Regions from separate parts of the Homo sapiens genome. Here region 1 is linked to region 2. The links are chromatin contacts, found by Hi-C or POLR2A ChIA-PET in ENCODE. All regions are on one chromosome and are shown on one strand. Each heading gives the region's core, a stretch centred on a gene start or an enhancer-like site at or near the end of the contact. The rest is flanking DNA. Distances are from core to core; before and after follow the strand shown.

The links. A loop is a pair of places that touch in the nucleus more often than their neighbours do. ChIA-PET counts read pairs that join two places held with the same protein, here RNA polymerase II (POLR2A). Pooled maps may share reads with other maps.
Region 1: a loop to region 2 is called in a pooled map, with 5 times the contacts of the local background. The contact joins the enhancer-like site here to the promoter of SET in region 2. A Hi-C loop is called at or near these places in 2 of 50 pooled maps. POLR2A ChIA-PET finds 5 or more read pairs at or near these places in 4 of 52 experiments (WTC11, activated B cell and activated T-cell).

What each region holds. Positions count from the first base shown.
Region 1 is chr9:130,005,764-130,010,652 of GRCh38, reverse strand. The region is part of intron 1 of FNBP1 (formin binding protein 1); the gene reads left to right. Among named protein-coding and RNA genes, the nearest start is that of FNBP1, 35 kb to the left of the region's middle. RefSeq lists enhancers at 554-603, 2,653-2,702, 2,863-3,012. Within about 2 kb of position 3,037, at least 8 of the 41 ENCODE cell types and tissues checked have a DNase peak (open chromatin) inside an H3K27ac peak, as active enhancers do.
Region 2 is chr9:128,685,227-128,690,471 of GRCh38, reverse strand. It overlaps SET (SET nuclear proto-oncogene), which reads right to left and starts at 1,250. Exons shown (of 8, transcript NM_003011.4): 1 at 817-1,250. The coding sequence starts at 889. RefSeq lists silencers at 381-500, 881-1,790 and enhancers at 2,077-2,953, 4,304-4,403, 4,444-4,533.

The DNA of each region.
Region 1 (4,889 bases), core at 1,788-4,287, 1.3 Mb before region 2:
AATTGTCATCAAAAAGCCAGGTGCTTTCCATCTCTGGCTCTGCCATTTCAAGCATCACAGGTAGCTATGACCACGTCAAGTAAAGAAGAGGAGGGAGCCGGGTGCAGTGGCTCATGCCTGCAATTCCAGCACTTTGGGAGGCCGAGGCAGGCAGATCACTTTAGGTTAAGAGTTGGAGACCAGCCTTTCCAACATGGTGAAACCCCATCTCTACTAAAAATACAAAAAGTATCCGGGTTTTTTTGGGAGGAAACCTTTCTCAGTACGTGTTTAGTAGATATCTGCTACATCTGGTTAGCCAGGGTAATGTCACATGCCCATGTCTGTGTTGCAAGAGAGATGGAGAAAGTGATCCTGTAATAAGACAGGTGCTCTGCCAAAGGGAAGATGGGATGGATGGGGGATAGCTGCTAGATTGTCAGCCAAGATGCTCAGACAAAAGTGTCTGTTGCAAGGGATATCTCACAGAACCAGTGGCTGGATGAACAGGCCAGTCTCACAAGGGACTTAAATTGGCCAGTGGAAAGTCCACAGGTACATTTTGAACATATGGGGGTAATAATGTCTTGTGTTTGCTTTCCTCTTCATCTCTGCAGATTAGCGTTTTTTCCACTAATTTGGCATGCACATGGACAAAAATTGCCTCTTAGCGATTTTTTTTTTTTTTTTTTTTTGAGACTGGGTCTTGCTCTGTCACCCAGGCTGGAGTACAGTGGCACAATCTCGGCTCATTGCAACCTCCTCCTCTTAAATTCAATGGATTCTCTTGCCTCAGCCTCCTGAGTAGCTGGGATTACAGGTGCAGGTGCGTGCCGCCATGCCAGGCTAATTTTTGTTTTTTGTTTTTGTTATGAGACGGAGTCTTGCTCTGTTACCAGGCTGGAGTGCAGTGGCACGATCTCGGCTGACTGCAGCCTCCACCTCCCGGGTTCAAGCAATTATCCTGCCTCAGCCTCCCGAGTAGATGAGACTACAGGCCCATGCCACCACACCCAGCTAATTTTTGTATTTTTAGTAGAGTTGGGGGTTTCACCATGTTGGCCAGGATAGTCTCAATCTCTTGACCTTGTGATCCGCCCGCCTTGGTCTCCTGAAGTGCTGGAATTACAGGCGTGAGTCATTGTGCCCAGCCATTTTTTTTTTTAGTAGAAATGAGGTTTAGTAGAGATGCCCATGTTGGCCAGGCTGGTCTCAAACTCCTGACCTCAAGTGATCCGCTTGCCTCGGCCTCCCAAAGTGCCAGGATTATAGGCGTGAGCCACTGCGTCCAGCCCCTCTTAGCAATTTTTACCTTTTAGCTCTAGCACCTATTCCCATAGAGTTTTTCATGCAAGTCCTTGAGTCAGATGCTCAACTATGGCAGTGGGGTTGAGAAGTGGGATCCCTTCTCTTAGAAAGGGACATCACCTATGTGTTTGCAGAGCCATCTTAAAGTGGGAAGTGAATGAATTGGCAAGCGTTTTAGTGGAAAATCTTTTTCCTTGGTGTTAACTAAGTTTCAGATGCCAGGGCCTTAAACATTTTTTTCCTGTAATATTTTTGTAATATTTTGCACCCACTCTACCACTGCCCCCTCCAACTTGGAAATATTTAGAGTTTAGAAATAAGTCAGGACTTTAAAAATCTGGCTTTTTCTTCTCATTAATAATTTAGCTTGTATACTTCTTTCTTCTTTAGTCTTTGGATTGCATTCAAAGTTCTCCCTGGTATTTAGAGTGAGATTTCTTTCTCTCTCTATCACCCTCTTTTCTTCCTTTCCTGGGTCGGTCTTGAACTTGTTTTCTGGGGGAGAGAATCACCTATGGAGACTAGTGTGGGATGTTTGAGAGGCACAGTTGGTTTTCCAGGGCTGAGAAGAATGCAGGACAGCTAGAGGCGGGGAAGCTGGTTGAACCTTTGCACCTGCTGATTGATCAAGCTTGGGAAAGAGACCAATTCATATTTAGACAGCTTTCGTGGTCCAATCTCTGCATAGAAATCAGGAAATGAACCAGAAGATTCCGTTTTCAGGTTGAAGCCAGACACTGAGGGGCTTGACTAAGCTCCTCTTGCTTACAATAAAATGGAGCATTTTTTAAATTATAAAGAGCAAGATTTTGCTTTCTGAGATTAGCGTCGATCTTTCATCAGTGTTGATGCAGCCAAACACAGTTACAAGTTATATCCATCCTTCTAAGACTAATTTTATAACTTCATTATCCCTAATACTTTTCCTCTTCAAGTTATTTGACAATACCATACCTATCTGGAGGAGTAATTTTTAAACTATTTAAAAAATTAGGTGGTTTTTTCGGTTTGTTTTTTGAGACAGAGTCTCACTCTGTTGCCCAGGCTGGAGTGCAATGGCACAATCTGGCTCACTGCAGCCTCGACCTCCCCAGGCCCAGGTCATCCTCCCACCTCAGCCTCCCAAGTAGTGGGACCCACAGGCGCATGACACCACACCCAGCTAATTTTTATTTTTATTTTTTGTGCAGAGTGGGTCTCGCCATGTTGCTCAGGCTGGTCTCGAACTCCTGGGCTCAAGTGATCCTCCCATTCAGCCTCCCCAAGTGCTGGGATTATAGTCATTGAGCCATGACGCCCAGCAGAAATTAGGTGTTTTTTTTTTTTTAATGAAAAAAAGTAAGCAGTTTAATTTTTTTTTTTTTTTTTGAGACAGAGTCTCACTCTGTCACCCAAGCTGGAGTGCAGTGGTGCGATCTTGGCTCACTGCAACCTCCACCTCCCAGGTTCAAGTTCCTGAATAGCTGGGATTACAGGCGCTCGCCACCATACCCAGCTAATTTTTGTATTTTTAGTAGAGACGGGGTTTTGCCATTTTGGCCAGGCTGGTCTTGAACTCCTGACCTCAGGTGATCCAGCCACCTGGGCCTCCCAAAGTGTTGGGATTACAGGCGTGAGCCACCACGCCGGCCTTAAAATCTTATTTTTTTACAGTGTCTTTCACTCCGCATCTTTGGGGCAGTTAGAGATGTTTGTTTTTGTTTGTTGCTTTTACCGCATCCGTAGAAACAAGAGAGGAACTGAAAGTGACTAAGGTGTTCTAAGAACGTCAAAATAGGCTAGAAGTTTATTGCTGCTTTTTAAAGGGATACATTCCATAGCAGTTTCCCCTCCTAATCTCATCTGCTCAGACTCTAGCACAGTCAAAATTCTGGCACTTTTTCTACAGGTTGTGATTTTCCCCTTTCTCTTCATTTCAGAACACATTTGGCTCAGAGCACCGCTGCATTCATTAGTCCTGAGGCTTCTACTTTCTGAGCCCTTCCATTTGTTGCACATCCAACAACAGCCTCCTTAATGCCCTTTTACACAATATAATTATTGTTATAAAAATATGAAAATGCAACTTTTTGTACTCTATGTGTCTTTCTGCATTCTTTTTTTTTTTCTTTTTTTTTTTTTTTTTTGACAGGATCTCACTCTGTTGCCCAGGCTGGAATGCAGTGGTGTGATCACAGCTGTCTGTAGCCTTGACCTCCCAGGCTCAAGTGATCCTTCCACCTCAGCCTCCTGGGTAGCTGAGACTATAGGCGTGCGCCACCACACCCAGCTAACTTTGTGTATTTTTTTTTTTTGTAGAGATGAGGGTCTTGCTATGTTGCCGAGGCTGGTCTCAAACTCCTGGGCCCAAATGATCCTCCTTCCTCAGCCTCCCAAAGTGCTGGGATTATAGGCATGAGCCGCCGCACCCGGCCTCCACATTCTTTATATCACTAACTTCATCCATATGCAGCTGCCTCCTAAACTTCAGCTAAGTTTTATTTTTTTAACCCACACATATATTTTTATCATATATTTGCTTACATTCTTATCTCGTGTTCAGAATGCAACTACAAAGAGCCATGAACGTAGTGTTTTCATTTCTACAACAGAAACAGACTCCTTAGTGTTTTCATTTCTGCAACAGAAACAGACTTATGACTAATTATAACAATTAAGCCTAAGTTTGTACCTGTTTTTATTTTATTTACTTATTTGAGACGAAGTCTTCCTCTGTCGCCCAGGCTGGAGTGCAGTGGCACCATCATGTCTCACTGCAACCTCCGCCTCCTGGGGTCAAGCGATTCTCCTGCCTCAGCCTCCCAAGTAGCTGGGATTACAGGCGCCTGCCACCATGCTTGGCTAGTTTTTTTGTTTTGTTTTGTTTCTTTTTGAGACAGAGTATCACTCTGTCACCAGGCTGGAGTGCAGTGGCATAATCTCAGCTCACTGCAACCTCCGCCTCCCAGGTTCAAGCGATTCTCCTGCCTCTGCCTCCAGAGTAGCTGAGACTACAGGCCTTTGCCACCATGCCCAGCTAATTTTTGTATTTTTAGTAGAGATGGGGTTTCACCATGTTGGTCAAGATGGATTTTTTTGTATTTTTAGTAGAGACGGGGTTTCACCATATTGGCCAGGCTGGTCTCAGACTGCTGACCTCAAGTGATCCACCCGCCTTGGCCTCCCAAAGTGCTAGGATTACAGGTGTGAGCCACCATACCCAGCCTGTACCTGTTTTTAATGGCAAGTTCTAGAATTGCATTTTAATGAGATTTGAATTCAGTAAGACCTTTCATTTTGTGTGCTTTTCCTTTCTAATTAAAATCTGTTGTATTAACTTGAATGTACAACTAGGGCACTGTGGTGCTGGAGCCCCTTTTTGTCAGTTACCTCACAGGCTCCTGCTATAGGAGACATTTTCAACCCAGGGAGCACAGCACCCTAATTCAAAAACCAGTTTCAGAAACAGCAGATGAATATATGATTTTGTGGAATCTGCATCTACTCCTATTGTCAAAACATAAGGTATCTGTGATCCTTGAAATAAACCTTCTATTCCTAAGTCACCATAGTGTTTGGAAGAAAAACAACAAAAGGAAAAAACAAATAAACCTTCTAATTCT
Region 2 (5,245 bases), core at 1-2,500:
AGGTGCCCTTTTGTCCTGTAAAGACTACAAACCCCCTACAAAGCTAAGTGGGTGTGAAAGGGCCAGATCGCGCGGTTCATTTCCGGTAACCATCCCGGATTGGCAGCCCCCCTGCCGAGAGCCTCCTAGGCAGAGGCCAGCTTTCTTAGCCATTTCCAAGACCCCCGATACACTGGTCGCGGCGCCAGGTTTCTCCGCACGCTGGCGCGACGGGGCGGCCGCCCCACGTGGGGAGTGCGCCCGGGCTGGCCAGAGCATCCTCCCGGCCGGCCAAGGCCCAGCGCGCGGCCGCCCGCGTGTTCCCCGCGCCCCCACCCCACCCGAGCTCCAGGCAGAAGCCCCGCCGGGGCCAGCCTCTGGGCGGGGGTGCCGGGGGCGCCGCCGCGGGCCGGGCGCGAAGCGGAACCGCGCGGGAGGTCGGGCGCGGGGCCGCGTCCGGCCGCACCATGTGGCGGCGGCGGCGGCTGATGGGAGCGAGGCATCATGGCGGAGCACAATAAAGAGAGGCTTCTCGGGAGGGAGGGAGGGGGAGGAGAGCGAGGGAGGGGGGAGAGGAAGGGGGGGTCTCCTCCGCCCGCGCCGAGCAGGCCGCAGCGCCCCCGCCTCGCAGCGCGGCCGCCGCGGCGCGGGCCACCCAGGCCCCCAGCCCAGCCGCGCACAAAAAAGGGCGCCGAGTCCGCGGGCCCCCGCCCGGCCGCGCCGCGCCCCCCCGCCCGGCGCCCCCCGCGCGCGCCCCGGGCCCCGCCGGCGGCCTGCGGGCCGGGGCGGGCGGCGAAGATGGCGGCGCGGGCCGGCCCCCGGGCTCGCTGCTCTCACCTGAGGTCTCGTCGGCCCCGTCGTGGTTGGAGTTGAGCTCCTTTTTACTGACTTTGGCCGCCGGCGCCGACATGGTGCTGCTCCGCGGTCGGGGGGGGAGCGGGGAGGGGGAGAGAAGGGAAGGCGAAGGGGGCGGGCAAGCGGCTTCCCCTCACGCCACACGCGCGGGCGCCCGCTCGGTCCGGCCGCCTCCTCCCGGCGCTCGCTCGCTCTCCCTCCCCCTCGCTCGCTCGCGCGCGCTACCCTCGCGGCCTGACGCCGAGGGACGGGCTGGGGCGGCGTGCCGGGCCCCGGCCCGGGCTCCTGTTCGCGGAGGGGAGGCGGAGGCGGCGGCGGCGGGCGGCTCGGCTCCCTCACTCGCGCTCGGCGATCCAGCCAGCTCGCTGCTCGCTCTCCCGAGCCGCCTCCTCCTCCACCTCCTCCTACGGCGAGGGGCGGGCGCAGGGCGCAGGCGCGCCAGGCCCCGCGCGGATGCTCCGCCTCCGGCCGGGGAGGCTCGCGCCGCGGCGCCATTGGCCTGGGCGGCGGGATGAGGGGGCGGAGTCGCGGCGCGGAGACACAGGGCCCGGCGAGAGGTGGGAGGAAGGCGCGCGGCGACGCACGGCCGCCCCCCGCGCCGCGTCCCCTCCCCCGCTCTCCCCTCTCCGGCCCGACCCAGGACACTGGCGCGCGGCAGGCCGGTGGGCGGGGCGTCGCACGGAGGCGCGGGTGCCCCCGGCCGGCGCGTCACGTGGTGAGCGAGCGGCTTCCCTGCTCCGCGGGGCACCGGGAGCGGGGCGCCCACCACCCCGAAAGTGCAGGCCCGGCCTCGTATGGGGGCCCCGAATTCCGCCCGGCCTCTCGGCGCCTTCCACTTCGTGGAGAAAGCAGGGGGCACCCCATTCTGGATGCCAGATGGGGAACTGCCGATCGGACTCAAACTCGGGCTCGTGTGCGAAGCCCCAGGCTGTGTAATCCGCGCGCAGGGCCATTCCTGGGTTTTAGTCCAAGCCCTGCCCAGCAAGCTTGTACCCTTGAGCAAGTCACCCTTCCTCTCTGAACCCGTTTCTGTTATGAAATGATAAAGGTTACGACACTGAAGCCACATTAAACTCGAAGTCCTGTGAAGGCAGGGAGGTACCACATTAGTCCGCGGTGCCCAGCGCCCGCAAGAATCATACTGAGCGTTAAGTGCCAGTTTCAGCAGCGCATGGCACGGTTATCTCACCGAGGCCTCACAACAGCCCCAAGCGATAGGCGGTGTTCTGTTCATAGAGATGAAAGGGGCCAACAAGTTCTACTTGAGAGGCAAAGTTCTGAACCACTAAGGAGGGCCAAAGCATTTTGTTTAAATAATACTTTTCAAGTAATGCGGATGCCCCACATTCTGTCCCTCCAGCACCCCAAGACATGAACCATAAAAAGCCAGAAAAACCCTGATTAGTAGCATTTGTTTGTTTGTTTTGAGACGGGAGTCTTGCTCTGTCCCCCAGGCTGGAGTGCAGTGGCGCAATCTTGGCTCACTGCAAGCTCTGCCTCTCGGGTTCAAGCAATTCTCCTGCCTCGGCCTCCCGAGTAGCTGGGGCTACAGGCACGTGCCACCATGCCCGGCTAATTTTTGTATTTTTAGTAGAGATGGAGTTTCACCACCTTGGCCAGGCTGGTCTACTGACCTGGGGTGATCCACTCACCTCGTCCTCCCAAAGTGCTGGGATTACAGGCGGGAGCCACTGCGCCCGGCCAGTACCATTTGTTGATTTTAGTGATACGCTGGCCAATTTCAAATCCTGGCCATGCAATAGCTCACTCCTGTTATCCCAACACTTTGGGAGGCCAAGGCAGGAGGATCGCTTGGGCCCAGGAATTCCAGGCTTCAATGAGCCCCAATGCAGCCACTGCACTGAAGCCTGAGTGACAGAGCAAGACCCTATCTCTAAAACAAAAACAAAAAAATACCTGAAATCTCTCTTTGGACATTTTTAACCAGAACTTGGGGTTGGAATTCTGCCTTCCAGAACTCACACTTTACCATTGGCTCTTTTTTTTTTTTTTTTTTTTTGGTGGGGGAGGGGACCAAGTCTCATTCTGTCTTCCAGGCTGGAGTGCAGTGGTGCCATCTCAGCTCACTGCAACCTCCGCCTCCCGGGTTCAAGTGATTCTCCTGCCTCAGCATCCTGAGTTGCTAGGATTACAGATGTGAGTCACCACGCCCTGCTAATTTTTGTATTTTTTGGTAGAGACAGGTTTTCACCATGTTGGCCAGACTGGTCTCAAACTCCTGACCTCAGGTGATCCACCTGCCTCTGCCTCCCAAAGTGCTGAGATTACAGGCATGAGCCACTGAGCTCGGCCCACTATCAGCTCTTAAAGCTCAAGCAGCATCTTTCATGTTCAAGACAGTGCACGGTGAGTGTCTTAGCCTCCCGAGTATCTGGGATTACAGGCGCCCACTACCATGCCAAGCTAATTTTTGTATTTTTTAGTAGAGACGGGGTTTCACCATGTTGGCCAGGCTGGTCTCGAACTCCCGACCTCAGGTGATCTGCCCACCTCGGCCTCCCAAAGTGCTGGGACTACAGGCATGAGCCACCCACTGTGCCTAGCATAAACTAAACTTTGTTGCAAGTGACAGAACCAAGATTCTAAACCAAGTAGCAATTGACAAAGCCCTTACCTTAAAACAGTTTTTCTATTTTTATTGTTGTTATTATTATGAGACAGGGTCTCTCTCTGTCGCCCAGAACCATGGCTCACTGCAGCCTTGACCTCCTGGGCTCTGGGGATTCTTACACCTCAGCCTTCTGAGTAGCTGGGACCACAGGCAAGCACCACTGCCACCTTGCCTGGCTAATTTTGTTTTTATCTTTTGTAGAGAGGAGGTATCACCATGTTGCCCAGGCTGGTCTCAAACTCCTGAGCTCAAACCATCCTTCAGCCTCAGCCTTCCAGAGCTCTGGGATTACAAGAGTTAGCCATCGCACCCTGCCTCAGTTTTTTTAATGTGACCAACAGTCAGAAGTACTTTTGACATCATGACCTAGCACACACAAACCAAAACTTACCCTTACCAAGGGTGATGTGATTCTAATTTCCTATTTAAAATGCAGGTCACACCCCACCAAATTGATTTCACGACCCGCTCCTGGGCTGAGTCTGTCTGAGAACACTATGCCAAGGGCTGGCTGCTTCCATCCTCAAAGCCTGACCCATAGGGTCACTCCTGACCCACAATGTCTCCTAAGTGCCTTATCTGCCTGTTTCCCAAGCACCTGCAGGGGTCCCAGGGAACCCTGTAATGCCTTCTGATGGGGGAGTGGGCTTTCAGGTTCCCTTTCTGGCCTCCCAACCCTCCCTGCCACCTCCCTGCCCCTCTTTTCCTGCCCTTCCCCACACAGTGCTTCTCAAGATAAATATGAGCACACTAGGAAGTTGAAGAGAAAGAGAAAGCAAAAGGGCCAGGGGTGTGAGTAAACACAGGCGAGCCGGGGGCACACTGAGAGGTTATTCACCCACTCTTAGGACTCTGCTCTCTCCCCGTCTCCAACACCAGAAGCTCTGCATTCTCTCTTCTTGGCCTCTCCCCTCACTCAGAATTCCTCCCTTGCCTCTCTCCTCTCCTCCTGGCCCCTCTGGTTGTTTTTTTTTTTGTTGTTGTTGTTGTTGTTCTTGTCGCCCAGGCTGGAGTGCAATGGCACGAACTCGGCTCATTGCAACCTCCGCCTCCGGAGTTCAAGCAATTCTCCTGCCTTAGCCCCCCAAGTAGCTGGGATTACAGGCATGCATCGTCACGCCTGGCTAACTGTCTTTGGTAGAGATGGGGTTTAGCCATGTTGGCCAGGCTGGTCTTGAACTTCTGACCTCAGGTGATCTGCCCACCTCGGCCTCCCAAAGTGCTGGGATTACAGGCGTCAGCCACCGCGCCCGGCCCCCGGCTCCCTTTGAAGAGGACAGAACCCCACCGCCAGAAAGACTGGAACAGAGAGAGGCTGGCATTCCCCCACAGTGCTGCAGTGTCCCAAGCACAGACCAAAAAATCTCCAGAGCCTGGAACATCTCCCCCGCCACAGACACATACACATCTCTTTGAGCCTCCTGTTCTGATCTGTAAAATTGGGATGTCCACAGCATACGGCTGTGAGGATAGAGAAGTGCTTGGCACAGCTTCTGGCATGCCATCAGTGCCTACTAAGCAGCAGGAGCTGTTCTTTGGGTTTAGATGAACCCCCTCACACCTTTCCATCCCTTCCAGTCCTGTTAATGCTCCCAGGAAGCTCACTGGAAGGAAACTAGGAAGACTCACCCACATTTTGCTGCGCACAAATGCACTCTAGAGCACTGATGATGTGCTAGGCGCTGTCTAGTGCTCCCCTTAGATTTCAGACTCACAGCAAGCCTGGAGATCAGTACTGTGGATCCCATTTTATAGAAGAGAAAACAAGCACAAGTTGTT